2 separate regions of the Homo sapiens genome follow, and region 1 is linked to region 2. Evidence: chromatin contacts called from ENCODE Hi-C or POLR2A ChIA-PET data. All regions are on one chromosome and are shown on one strand. Each heading gives the region's core, a stretch centred on a gene start or an enhancer-like site at or near the end of the contact. The rest is flanking DNA. Distances are from core to core; before and after follow the strand shown. Region 1 overlaps FHOD3 (formin homology 2 domain containing 3). Region 2 holds the start of FHOD3 (formin homology 2 domain containing 3).

Region 1 (7,668 bases), core at 4,364-6,863, 41 kb before region 2:
AGCATCTTGATTTCACCCCCACTTTGGGGGTAACAGCTTTATTGAGATAATTTATACCACATAATTCACCTATTTCAAGTGCATAATTCTCCGGCTTATAGTATATTCACAGAGTTGTATATCCATCACCACAGTGAATTTCAGAACATTTTCATCACCCCCAAAATAAACCACAAACCCATTAGCAGTCACTCCTCATTGCCCTACACATATACCTTCCAGCCCCTCACAACCACTAATCTCCTTTCTGTCTCTATAGATTTGCCTACTCTAGACACTTCATGTAAGTGGAATCATACAATACGTGGTTGTCTTTGTCTGTTTTGTGTTGTTATAAAGGAATACATGAGACTGGGTCATTTATAATTTTAGAAGAGTTATCTGGCTCACAGTCCTGCTGGCTGGAAGACTGGGCATCTGGTGAAAGCCTCAGGCTGCTTCCACTCATGACAAAAGGCAAAGGGAAGCCAGCATGTGCAGAGATCACACGGTAGAGAGGAGGCAAAGGAGGTGGGACAGAGGTACCAGGCTTTTTTTTAACAGCCAGCTCTTGCATGGAAAAAATATGGGTAAGAACTCACTCTCCCCCAACCATGGGCATTAATCTGTTCATGAGGGATGTATCCCCATGACCCAAACACCTCCCATTATGCCCACCCTCAACACTAGGAATCAAATTTTGACATGAGATTTGGAGGGGACAACATCCAAACTATAGCAGTGGTCTTTTGTGACTGGTTTCTTTCACTAAGCATAATGTTTTATGGGCTTCATCTATGCTGTAGCATTTATTGGTATTTCATTCCCTTTATTGATGAATAATATTTGATAGCATGGATATATCACATTTTATTTATCCATTCCTCAGTTGATGGACATTTGGATTGTTTCCACTTTTTGGCTACTATGAATAATACTACTATAACATTTGTCTGTGTACAAGTTTTTATGTAGACATATGCTTTCACCTCTCTTGGGTATATACCTAGGAGTAGAATTGCTGGGTCATTAACATTTTAAGAAAATGTCAGACCGTCTTCCAAAGTGGCTGTATCATTTTACATTCCCACCAGCAATGTTTGAAGTTTCCAATTTCTCTACAATCTCACCAACACTAGTTGTTGTTTGCCCTTTTTATTATGGCAATCCTAATAAATGTGAAATGATATCCTATGCTTTTGATTTGCATTTTCCTGATGGCTAATGGTTTTGATCATCTTGTCATGTATTTACTGGGCATGTATATATCTTTTCTGGAGAAACAGCTATTAAAATCCTTTGCCCATTTTAAAATTGTGCTATTGGTCTTTGTTGTTCAGTTGTAAGAGCTTCTTATTTATTCTAATACAAGTCTTCTATCGGATATGTGATTTGCAAAAATCTTCTCCCATTGCATGGATTGTTTTTGACTTTCTGATGATGCCCTTTGAGGCACAGAAGTTTTTAACTTTGATAAAGTACAATTTACCTATTTTCTCTTGTTCTTTGTGCTTTTAGTGTCATATCACCTTCATTTTGAAGGACGTTTTGCTAGATAAAGAATGCTACATTAGTAGTTATTTTCCTGGAGTATTCTAAAACTGTTATTCCATTGCTTTCTAGCTTACATCATTTTGGTTTAAACATCAGCTAAGTCTGATATATCTCTTCTGAAGATAATCTATTTTTCTCTAGCTGCATTTAATACTTTCATTGCCTTTAATTCCCATGAGTTTTAATATAATGTGCTTGCATGCAGATTACCTTGTAATTATCCTATCTAGTATTCACAGCACTTCTTGAACTTAAAGTTTGGTGTCATTTGTTGATTTTAGAAAATTGGCCATTAACTCTTCAAATATTTCTGCTGTCCATTCTCCTTCTTTTCCCATTCTGTTATTTTAATACATATATTTTAGACCCATGACTCATATGCTTCTTATGCTCCTTTCTGCATTTTCCATTTTCTGCTCTTCACAAATTGGTCTTAATATCTTCTACTGACCTATATTCCAGATCATTAATTCTCCCTCCATCTGTGTCTAATTTTCTGTTGAACCATTTACTCCATACTTTTTTTGTATTTGTCATTTCTAAAATTTCCATTTGATTATTTATATTGTATTTCTCTATTTTGTTTTGTTAAAATTCCTTATCTTAATCTATTTTCTAGTATGTATTTATCACAATTGTTTCAGAGATTATATCTGATCATTCTGTTATCTGGATCACATAGATGTTTCTGTGGCCTTTTTTTCTTGGTCATGACTCTGGATATATCGAATAAATCTTTATTGAATGTAGTCATTGTTCATTAAAACATTTAGAGGTCCTGGATAATGTTTTCCTTCAGAGAGGATTTTCCTTAGCTTCTTGCAAGCCATAGGAACAGATCTCCTTAATCCAAACAAGGATTAAACTCACTCGAAACTGGATTTCAGTGTTTGTATGGCCTATTATGTGTGTGGTTAGCCCTTATTTCAATAGTGTAATCTTTAGGGGTCCCAATGAATGCCTGGAATGTTGAACAGAATCAGTCTATCTTGGTAAGACCCCATCTCCATTTTTTTCTCCCCAGCAGAATGAAACTACTATTAGCTCTGCTTAACTTCTCAGCCTCCTCACTTTCTACTTGCCTTCATAGACCCTGCACCTGCCGCTCATGAACAGGTAAATACATCAAGATGAAAAGCAACTTAGAATATCAGACTTAATGAGTCTGACCTCACTGAGTCTCCTTTTTTTCTGGGGTCTTGGCCACCTTGGTAGTTCTCCAGAGCCTTCAAACAAATGTTTTTGGTCCTCTGGCTAGCTTCTCCACTGTTCTGGGTAGAATATTGGTCTGCTACAAGCTAGTTCATTATAGCCAAAAGCAGAAGCCCAAACATCTAACTTTTAATAGCTAAAAATATTTACTATTCAATTAACACAAGTTAACATGAATTATTTAATCTTCACTCAAGCCTATGAGGATGGCACTATTATTATTTCATCTTTAATTGATATAAATCTGTAGCACAAGCTCACAGAACACTGTAATTTGGCCAAATAACTTGCCTAAGATTGACACAATTAGTAGCAACTGAACCTAAACGACCTGGCTCATGAGACATTGTTCTTAGCTGCTGCGCAAGAGAATACAAGGAAGAGGAAGAAAGGAAGGCAAAGGACTAAGTCCTCAGCAAACAACATTTAGAGGCTGCATCAAAGAAAAGGAGACTGGCCGGGCGCGGTGGCTCACGCCTGTAATCCCAGCACTTTGGGAGACCGAGGCAGACGGATCATGAGGCCAGGAGATCGAGACCATCCTGGCTAACACGGTGAAACCCTGTCTCTACTAAAAATACAAAAAAATTAGCCGGGCGTGGTGGTGGGGGCCTGTAGTCCCAGCTACTCGGGAGGCTGAGGCAGGAGAATGGCATGAACCCGGAAGGCGGAGCTTGCAGTGAGCCGAGATCGTGACACTGCACTCCAGCCTGGGTGACAGAGCAAGATTCTGTCTGAAAAAAAAGAAAAAAAAAGAAAAGGAGACTGAGCAGCAGCAGCCAGAGAGAACCAGAGGGAAAAAAAAAAAACAAGAGAAAGCCGTCATACAAACCAAGGGAAGAGTGCTTCAAGTAGAACATGGTCAACTGGAAAATGTGATGAGAGGTCAAGTGAGACACAGACTATAACATCTGGAATAATTAGGCCTAGTGTTACCAGCTGCTCAACCTTCAAACAATAAAAACCTTTGCCAAGATATGTATGCTCCAATCCCCACCTCCTAGTCTTCTGCAAACATTCACAGAGCACACAGCGGGTCCCAAGCGTATCCTGCTTATTTATTATTATCCTGCCTAACAAAGTGAGGCAGTGCAAATCACTCCTAGGTGGCTAAACTACATAACCAAATTCACGCACTTAAAAATTGAACAATTATTGGATAAACCACATAAATAGGATAACTCTTACTGATTCTCTTTAAATCATCAAAGCTCTTGCATAAAGCTTTCAAGGACTTTTAATATGTTATTGCTTTATATTTAAAAATCCCTGTTGTTCACATTCGTTCAAACAAGAATACTACAATGTATAAAGAAACTAAACATATGAAAGACTTTCAGTGTTATCAGAATGAAGAATTGGTGAAAGGGAGAGAAAGCAAAAACCTAGGGGAAGGGGTGCATTATTTCATTAATGTGAGCCACCAATAAAGTAGATCCAATAAGAACAGGGTTTATGCATAGGGTCACTCAGACCAGCTACATAATTTGTAGCATAAACCAAAAATGTGGGGCCTAATGTTCAAAAAGCAGGAAAAAAATCATTCTCCTTCCATCAGCAGTCTCTTTTGACCTCCCATGGTGTTTTTTAAAATCAGCTATTTACTATTGTACTTTCTCAGGCACGGGGATACTCACTGGACATATGTAGAGTTTCACAGGTGTCCACAGCCCCAGCCCCACCACTCTGCACATGAAGAACATGCCCAACCCCAACTCTCTCTGCACCTGCACCCAGGCCCCTGCTGGGCAAAGAGCAGCAGAAGTCCCTGGGCGGGGTGAGGAGTGGGCAGCAGACCACCCACCACAGGGAAGTAGGGAGGCAGAAGCGCCAAGCCCCTAGCACCTGCTCCACTGTCCCGTTGGCCTTTGCTTAAAAGACACAACTTCAAAAATAAAATTAAGAATTTCAGGACTATAGCCACATAGCATTAAATTCCAAGTGCAGAGCCCCCTTCTGCATATGGGGCCCTGTGCAACTACACTCGTTACACACCCATGGAGTCGGTCCTAGGGCAGGCCACCACTCAACACTTCCTGTTGGGTTCTGGGCTATGAGCCCGAAGCAGCCAGTTGGCTGCTGCCTGCCCTCATCTGCTTGCATTCCTGGATGGTGGGGCCCATAGAACATGACTTGGAATCACAAGACCCTACTGCCCAGTGCCCTTGCCATCCCTCCATCAACCTCCTGGGAGCATTCAAAGTGCAGATTCCTGGAACATACCCCAATATCCTAATTCTGTGAGTCTGAGCAGGTGGGGCCCGGGACATGGCACATTTCCTACCACCCACAGGTGATCTGATGCAGGAACCTGGGGCCCCACCCTGAGAAAAGGTGACAGAGACACCACCACTTCATCTCCCCTGGGCAGGGGGAGAGCAGAAGTCTCAGGCTGGGCTGAAAACCAAGAGCAGAAACTCAGGAATCCCAATCTGTTCAGAACTTCCCCTCTGTAGCCAGTGCCCGGCTCTCCTTCCTACTTTGTCACATTTATCCACACGGCACCCTTCAGGCTAAGTGAGTATATCCTGGGGTCTAAGGGTAGGCCCACTGAGATCCAGGGAAAACACACAAATGGGCCAAGAATCTAGCTCCACCTGGCATCTGTGATACGAAGGCCCAGGAGCAGAAGCCACACCTCAGGGAAGTCCAGCTGGCTGTGACTGCGGACTTCTAGGAAAAGCTTTTAAGAATACTAGAGGGTGAGCTGCCTGCTGGCCAGGAAAACCCAGAACTCACGAGTCATTCCATAGCATCCCCCAGAAAACAGCCCTTAAGGGATAAAGAAATCCAGCCTCAGAGCCAAGCTGGCAGCAGAATATTGGGCCAGCCTGTTATCTATCACAGCTGTGAAATGATGGGGCCTGCAGGACATCATGGTTCTGCAACTGGCAGAACACTGCCACACTCGGTGTGACCCACATGGCGTTTTAGAATACTTTTGGTTAGCTGCCAATAGTTAAAAGTAAAGGCACGGTACATAAAAAGCCAGGTTTCCAGCTTCTCTTGAAGGTTGGAAACATCCAGAAACCCTGGGCTGTCCTTTACAGCAGCCCCAGGGAGGCTGAGCTGAGCAGTACTGCCCTCCATTCCAAGCACAGGCTACCAAGTATCCAGAGCCACCTGCCTGCCTAGCTCATTTCTGCTACATATCTGGACCCTGGTTCACGTGACACAAAGATCTTTTTCCTCAGATGCAATATGATTAAATGTGCAGTTTCTTCATTTAGTTTCAACTGTACATAACACTAATGTTCTCTACCTGCCACATTCTCAATAACCAGAGGATTTCAAGGTCAGCAGCATGAAACCAGCAGTGTAATTGACTCTACTCCGTTCCCTTAGTAATTCATTAACTCTGTGACCAGACAGCCCTGGTTTAGTGATCAGCTGAAACCCCTCAACCAAACACCTCTACTTGTTGAGGGCTGTGCTGCCTTTAAGATCCTCAGAGTCCCAGATACCCAAGTCAGCATCCGCTGCCTCCCCTCTGTTTCCTCCATTCTGTCTCCAGAACAAACAGAAAGCCCCACTGTGAGATGCCTGAGATGCAGATTACGGGAGTCCTGTTCAGCAGTGATGCCTCCCCCAACCTGGCATCACAAAGTATAGGGTTGGTGTGAGCTATAATTAAAGACTGGTCCCTGTACTCCCTGCCACAACTTTTAAAATCCAATTTTAAAATCCACAGGCATCCATGTATTTCTAAATTACAACTTGTGCACTTTTAATCGGAAGAGAAAAAAAGAAAGAAAAAAACACAAGCATGGTCCTTGCTCATGAGCAGAGGACCACAAGTCTTTAGGACTTGTCTCCCCTGGAGCTCCAGGATGCTGAAGGATGGCCCTTCCAAAGAGCCACATGCAGGGGACAGCAAAAGTGAAACGCTGCCATTTGTAATGTCACATGCCCCAAGTAAATATTCCCTAAAAACCTCCACACATATTGTCATCTTCAGTTTGTGTTTGAGAAAGGTTTGGAGAGGAAAAGTCCACTCCTCTTCCAGGATTATTCACGTTATATACCAGCCCAGTGCAGGGCTATCACTGTGACCAGGTCTGGTGTGTTTGGGGATCGTATTCACTGTGCAGGAAGTACATTTCTATAACAAAAAATACAAATGGTCAGTACAGACTCTGGGAATGTTCCAAGTTAGCTCATTTGTGAGTCTGGAGAATCTGACCTTTAATATAAAAATTAACTTTTTTTTTTTTTTTTTTGAGACAGAGTCTCACTCTTTCACCCAGGCTGGAGTGCAGTGGCACAATCTCAGCTCACTGCAACCTCCACCTCCCAGGTTCAAACAATTCTCTGCCTCAGCCTCCCGAGTAACTAGGACTACAGGAATGTACCACCACGCCCATCTGATTTTTATATTTTTTGTAGAGATGAGGTTTCGCCATGTTGGCCAGGCTGGTCTCAAACTCCTGGCCTCAAGTAGATCCACTCACTTTGGCCTCCCAAAGTGCTGGGATTACAGGTGTGAGCCACCGTGCTCGACATAGAAATTAATTTCCTTTTTTTTTTTTTTTTTTTTTTTTTTGAGACGGAGTTTCACTCTTGTTGCCCAGGCTGGAGTGCAATGGCACAATCTTGGCTCACTGCAACTCCACCTCCCAGGTTCAAGCAATTCTCCTGCCTCAGCCTCCCAAGTAGCTGGGATTACAGGTGCATGTCACCACATCTGGATAATTTTTTTTTTTTTTTTTGTATTTTTAGCAGAAACAGGGTTTCACCATGTTGGCCAGGCTGGCCTCGAACTCCTGATCTCAGGTGATCTGCCCGCCTCGGACTCCCAAAGTGCTGGGATTACAGGCTTGAGCCACTGCGTTCAGCCAAAATTAATTTTCAATCTAAGGTTGCTGAGGATGGTCAATGAACATTTTAAACATAGTCTATTTTCTAGTGAGAATCCACTGTGAA
Region 2 (6,738 bases), core at 2,688-5,187:
CCATTTTTCTTTTAAAATATTAAGCCAGAAATAAACATTTACTTTTGCAGCATTTCAAAACAAAAACTAAATGTCTTGCTTAGCCCAACCTAGAACATATAACCATCAAAATGAACATCTCCCCAATGAGAATATGGCACCTGATTTGAACTTTTTGTTAGAAAACTAATGTTTATTTAATCATATTCCCTAGAACTACTATAAGCAGATGAAGTTTTTTAAAATAATGTATCAGTTTAAGAAATAAAAAATGATAAAGCATAATAAGCACAATCTCTTATTTTTGCATAAGATGACAATTTTATTAAATGAACAACTTCAACTTCTAATGGAGTCAGCAGACGTGAACTAAGTTACTACATCATTAGGTTAAGAAAAGATGTCCACACTCAAGTTTCAGCCAGGAAAGGCCTGACAGGTTGTCCAGTTCAAAGGTTGCCAGCACAGGAGAATCCCTAGGAGAGCTTTAAAAATTAGGACCCTCTGAGGGGGCCTTCTCAGCGCTGCCTACACAGGTACATTTACTTTAAGAAGATTCACCCAACTGCACACTTATACCCTGTACACTTTTTTGTATATGTGACCACTTCAGTCAAAAGTTTACTCCCAGCCAGGCACGGTGGCTCACACCTGTAATCCCAGAACTTTGGGAGGCCGAGGTGGGCAGATCACTTTGAGCTCAGGAGTTTAAGACCAGCCTGGGTAACATGGTGAAACCCCATGTCTACAAAAAATAAAAAAATTAGCAAGGTGTGGTGGTGCATGCCTATAGTCCCAGCAACACAGGAGGCTGAGGTGGGAGGGATCACCTGAGCCCAGGGAGGTCAAGGTTACAGTGAGCCATGATCACACCACTGCACTCCAGCCTAGGTGACAAGAGTGAGACCCTGTCACAAAAAAGAAAGAGAAAAAAAAAAAGTTGACTCCCTCAGGGGCTTGAATGTGCAGGAGAGCTGAGAGCACTCTGAGTGTCTGCCTGTCCCACGCTCATGCTTCTCCCCTCTTTGTACCACTGAGAATGCGCTCGCTGCACAGAACTCCACTTCTTGTCAATACCAGGCTCTGTGGGACCCGGAAGAAGCACGCCCTGTGGCCCAAAAAGCCTCACTGGTGGCAGGGTCCTGGTATGATAGCTCACCCAGGTCAACAGACCCCTCAATAGCTAATTCACAGCAGAGTTGATAACTATATGTTACCACTTCTGACTATGCACTCTGTGTCAGGCCAGGAATTCTGCCTCAAGGCTTTTACTCATTTATAACATTCACCTGTCCCCAGGCCTAAAAGTGCTTGGCCCTTGAAGGTGACCGGGTGAACCCCTCCAGTTAATGGAAGAGAAGCCCGGGAGGCATGGCTTCTGTCCACAGCCATATACCTGGTTCCCAGAACAGAACAGCACCGACGCCCTGAGTCACACAGGGCTGGTTTGAATCTCAGTTCCCCACTTCTAGCACAAAAAGTGGGTCATTTAGTCACTCTCCCTCACTTTCCTCATCTCTAAAATAGGGACAATCAAAGCCCCTACCTTATGGAGCTGTGTAGTATGAAAGGAAACCATGCATTCAGAGCCTGGGTGGGGCATACACTACATGCCAAGTGCTTGAAACTCCAGCTGTTTCTATCAAGGTGGATCATCCAATTTTAAGATTCTCTGATGGAAATTAGTATCATCTTAACAATATGAATGTATACCCAGGCACATAAATGCCCTGACTTCTGCTTTACAGAACCCTCATCAATAAAGTCGGTTGCTCACTCTGCTGTAGATGGGAAAAACAATGCCAGACATCTAAATATACTGCAGGGGTCTTCGGGCAAAAGATTCTGAGACTGAGGCTGGCTGGCCCCCAAAACAAAGGTCAAGGGTCTCTGTAGAACCACTTCTGGTTCTGTTCATTCCATAAGGGACACCTTAGAAAGTTCTGCAAGCCAGTGCAACTGCTCTGCTGGGGCTTCTAGTTGGGGGTGAGGAGGGGGGCAGTGGAGGAGCATCAGGATTTTCTCCTACCAGACCAGGATCAAGACTGTGGGGCTGTTCCATGGAAACATGAAAACATACTGCAGCTCCCAGCTTGAAAGGTCAACCCATGTATATAAGGTTTGAAATCCAAGGAAACCACTTCAAGGTCACAGGGCCACAATTATGAGCCTTTGGTGGTTTCAACAAAAGATCACTGTAATCAGAGACCGTAGTGGCCTGAATAATCATGATGTAGAAGAAGCTCTTTGAAAACTTTTCACTGAATCAACTAATTGAGAAGAACCAAATAATTTACAAAAGTGATTCTGATCAGCTGAATCCAGAATACATCACTCTGGATGATGACGACCCTCTGTCTCCCAATCAAATGTGCTTTTGTGGCCAGAGAGGTTTCCACGACTGTATCCGTCCTGAACCAACCAGGAGAGAATGAGATGGAAATGCCCCATTCCTTATTCCTGAAAACGTTACTAACTAAGTAGAGGAGGAAAGCACTGATACATTAATAGAGAGGAAACTACCACTGCTAAAGTCCACCAGTTTCCTCACACAACCAACCTCCTCCTCTACTTGCAAAGCAGGTCAACATCATACAGAAATCCGAGGTTTTTTTTTAAATCAATTTTGTTCTTTTGGGCATCAACGCTTATCTCTTCCAAATATGTGTTAATGTCGACCCTCAAGAAATAAATCATCTCCAAGCTTTGATATGAATCCTAGGCAGAAAAAATACTGGGAAGGTAATTTTGCAAGCTGCATTCAATCTGTCTAAGTGAGAGTAAGGGTTTTCCTAGGTAACGAAATGATTAGCTTTCAATACCCACCTCTTTGCAACAAATGCTTTGCAAGAGGCCTATCCTCCTGCAAAAGGTTTTATTTAAATAAAAATAACAAATAAAAAAAAAAAAACCTCTCTAACGGGTAGACTGAGCAGCCATTCTTCCCAGGGGACACTCATTTCGGGCTGCCAAGCTGAGGCTTTGTGAGCGCGCCGCCCCTCCGCGCCCCCGCCCCTCCTCCCACAGCGACTGCTCCTCCGAGGTTCCCAAGGCCACCTGCTTCTCAGAAGAAAAGGGGGATACCCTGAGCGCTATCGCAGTGTGCGGCCGGCGTCCCCGGCGGCGCCCCCGGGGGAAGGAGGAGGCGGTGTCGCCGGGAAGCGTGCTTTGTCGCGAGGGTCGCGTGGCCGCCCGCAGCGGCCCCAGAGGCCTGAGGGAGGTTTTGTCCCGGCCGTCGCTCAGAGCTCTCCTCTCCAAGGGACCTGAGTCTCGCGGCGCTCCGCTTCTTCCCGCGCCCCGCTTGGTGCCCGCCCGAGTGCCGAGGCCGACTGCCCGCGTCCTAGCCCCACCCCGCCCACCCGGCCGAGCTAACGGCGCGGCTCGGGGGAGCCTTCTCCATCCCGCCTCGGACCGGCTCGGCACCTGCTCTGCCACGCCCGCCCCCGGCTCTAGCTGTTCCTTCCCGCCCGCCCCGGAGGGTCCTGCGCCAACCAGCGGGTGCCTCGAGCCCTTCTGTCTAACGGGGAGGGGGATTTGCCCTCGAGCGATGGTCCCCCCGGGCCGCGCCCAGCCCAGCCCAGGGGGCCCACGAAGCCCCGGGACCCACCCCGGCGCGCACCGCGGCAGGGGGCTGAGTCCAGGGGGCCCAGCCCACCCCGCCGGGTCGTACCTTGTGCGGCGCCTGCAGCAGCCTATGGACCCCCGCCAGCTGGGTGCCGAGCGCGAGGTCCTCGCGGAACGTGAACAGCGGCGGCCGGCTGGGCTCGGGGAAGTTGGTGCTGTTGAAAGGGTCCGTGTCGTCCAAGAACTGCACCCGGCAAGCCAGCGTGGCCATGATGCATCCCTGCCGCGGGGGCGCGGGCCCCGGGGTTAGCGGGGCCGCGGGCCGGGACGCCCGGGTAGCTGCGCGCAGGGGAGGCCGCAGCCGCAGCTCGCTGGCTCGCGGACTCGCAGGCTCAGGCGCGCCGGGCTGCAGCCCGGGCTCCGGCCGCGGGGGGCGGGGCGGGGGCGGGGCCGGCGGGCCCCCTCCTTCCCCTCTCCCTCCGGCTCCTCCCCTCCTCCGGGTCCTCTACCCCCGGCCGGGCTGCCCCGAACGACCGGACCGCAGCCGGGAAAGTGCAAAGGAGACGGCTCGCGCGGCATCCGCAGCCCTGCGCCAAAGGCCGGCGGCGGAGGCGGGGCGGGGAGGCCGGGCGGCCGGACTCTGCTGCACGTGCGCCCCGCGGCCCAGGGCCGAGCTGCACCCCTCGGAGCCTGGAGGACCGAGTTGGGGAGTTGGGGGGTTGGGGGACGGGGAGACAGGCGGCCTTCTGACTTCTTCCCCACCCGGAGAAGGCTTAAGCCTTTCCAGATGAAGGCGGCGGCGGCCGGCTTCTGCTGCCCAGATTTGGAATACCCCGGCAGGGCACCAGGTGGCCAGGGAGCCGGCTTCGGCAGCAAGAGGGGTGGTGGCAGTGACCGGGAGCCCCACCTAAGGGTACGGGGAGGTTTCCCTTAGGGACAAAGAAGCTAAGAAAGAGGAGGGTGCGCCAGGGAACCCAGGCCGCTTTTAGGGCACAAGCCTAGAGTCGAGAGGCGTGGGGGCTGCGAGGCTTCGCTGCGGGACTCCAGCGCCGGGCCTGGACCCCGGGGCTCCCGGCGGATGCTGGTTAAACCTCTGCATCACCACGGCCTCTCCCCAGTTAGGCCGCCGAAAGCCCTAATTGGACCTTGTGGGGCCGCGGGGGCTTGGGGAGGTGGGAGCCCTTCTGGCAAGGTTCCCGAATTGCAGAGAGCCGGGGATGCCCTGGTAACCGAGGGACTGGGAAGGAAGGTTTGCGTCCTGCCCGCCCCTGCCAGGCGGGAGCGGCAAGACTCGGCGCTGCCTCCCACCGCTCTCCTCGCTGCTCACGGGCGACCCCCTTCGTTTTCAAGAAAAATTCACGGTTCTCCCTATTCCCAGGCCACAGCCAAGTTCCTGGTTCCTCCCCCCTTATATAGATCGCCCTCATAACACCCAGTCTCTCTTAACATCCGAGTGTTTTCAAGGCGACTCTATAACGCGTCTATCTCCCTTTCCTCTGGTTTCAAGGGAAAAGAAACCCTTATCCCTATTTAGCAGCCTCACCCACATCTTTAACCTCTCCCTCTCCGTGATCTCCCTCCCTGCCACACATACACACTTATGCCTGATCTTAAAATAATAATTCCACGACACTTCCGCTCCTTCCAGACGAACTTCTAGCTCTACTTTCTTTGTTATTTAACTCTTTGAATGAATCCTCTAGATTAGCCGTCCCCAATCTTTTTGGCACCAGGGACCGGTTTTGTGGAAGACGATTTTTCCACGGACAGTGGTGGGGTGGGGGTGGGGGGCGTTTGGGGGAGGAAGGGCAGATGGTTTCAGAATGAAACTGTTCCACCTCAGATCATCAAGAATTAGATTCTCATACGAGCGCGCTACCTAGATCCCTCGCATGCGCAGTTCAGAATAGGGCTCTCTCTGGCATGAGAATCTAATGCCTCCGCTGATCTGACAGGAGGCGGAGCTCAGGCGGTAATGCTCGCTCACTGGCCGCTCACCTGCTGTGTGGCCCGGTTCCTAACAGGCTACGGACCAGTACCGGTCTGCGGCCGCGGGGTTAGGGACCCCTGATCTAGACTGGATCTCCACCAACTTCCGCATCTCCTCACAGCCAGAATACTAAACGCACGAATTCTTCCCCTCTGAGATGGGCCGCCTGCACTTCCACCTTCACGTCCACCTCCCTCCTCACTGAGAGAGCCCTCCAGTCCTGGCCACCTCATTTCCTATCACTTTTCCAACCCGGATCCCAGCCCATCCTCTCAGGGGCCTCCTCTCCACACCCCTCCTTCAGTCCCACCTGTCCTTTGGGTACCTGGCTTGCTTCTGCCCCATCTACCAAGTGCCTGCTGCTAGTGGGACCACTCAGTGCCCCACTTCCACCCCAAAGCCCCTCAGCCTCTTACTCCACTGATGCTGCTGCAAGCTTCTGCCCCTTTCCTCGACTCAGAAATTAGTCAATAAGGTAAATAATTTCTCCAGAATGACTTCTAGCACCCTCTCCTCTTCATCTTTCATCTTATTTTCCATCTCCTCTCCATCTTCCATCTCCCACTTCTCAGAAGGTGACCAAAGTCATACTTTTCCTCCCATTCAAGGCTCTGCCCCCACCTGGACCCTGGGTCCCTTTCATCCCACTTGCTCTTGCCTGGGGCTCTATCACTGATCCACTCACTTCCACCTTCCTCCCCTGGCCCCTTACCCTGAGAACCAGGGCCTGCTTCCTGATGTGCAACTCTTGAAGCCACACAGGGCTCTGCACTTTAAAGGGTCCCAAATTGGTTTAATGTTTAGCTGTTGTTGTCTTGAATTTTTTAAATACTTTTTTAAGGAGTCCCGGCATTTTAGTTGTGCACTGGGCCCCATAAGTTATGTACTCAATCCTAATGAGAATAAATACTCAAGTGTTTTCCATCTTAAAAGCTGCATCTTTATGAAGCCCACTTCTCACTCTAGCTCCCTGGCTTATCTCATCATCACTTCCTAACCAACTTCTGAGAGAGAGCCATATTCATTTCTTAGCATCCTCATCACCTTTTCTCCATACCCCATGACATCTGGAAGGAAACCCCTTCCTGCCATTCTAAGATCATCAATGCCAGCCTAATTTTCTTACCTGGAGGACACCTTGGCCCTGCTACCCACTTTCTTGGCAGCATCTGTCACCATGGCACCATGGAAGATTCTTTTCTCAG

Evidence for each region. Hi-C counts contacts between places; a loop is a spot of excess contacts on that map. ChIA-PET counts read pairs that join two places held with the same protein, here RNA polymerase II (POLR2A). Pooled maps may share reads with other maps.
Region 1: a loop to region 2 is called in a map of heart right ventricle, with 3 times the contacts of the local background. The contact joins the enhancer-like site here to the promoter of FHOD3 in region 2. A Hi-C loop is called at or near these places in 7 of 168 maps with a recorded cell type or tissue (Right ventricle myocardium inferior, ascending aorta, endothelial cell of hepatic sinusoid and 4 more), 3 of 37 single-sample maps with no recorded cell type and 6 of 50 pooled maps. POLR2A ChIA-PET finds 5 or more read pairs at or near these places in 7 of 52 experiments (AG04450, GM12878, H1 and 3 more).

The regions. Positions count from the first base shown.
Region 1 is chr18:36,336,469-36,344,136 of GRCh38, reverse strand. All of the region lies in intron 1 of FHOD3 (formin homology 2 domain containing 3), which reads right to left. Among named protein-coding and RNA genes, the nearest start is that of FHOD3, 43 kb to the right of the region's middle. Within about 2 kb of position 5,613, at least 2 of the 41 ENCODE cell types and tissues checked have a DNase peak (open chromatin) inside an H3K27ac peak, as active enhancers do; they include heart right ventricle, where a contact is called at or near this core.
Region 2 is chr18:36,294,912-36,301,649 of GRCh38, reverse strand. It overlaps FHOD3 (formin homology 2 domain containing 3), which reads right to left and starts at 3,937. Exons shown (of 29, transcript NM_001281740.3): 1 at 3,650-3,937. The coding sequence starts at 3,814. RefSeq lists silencers at 3,695-3,764, 3,885-4,174 and an enhancer at 4,114-5,091.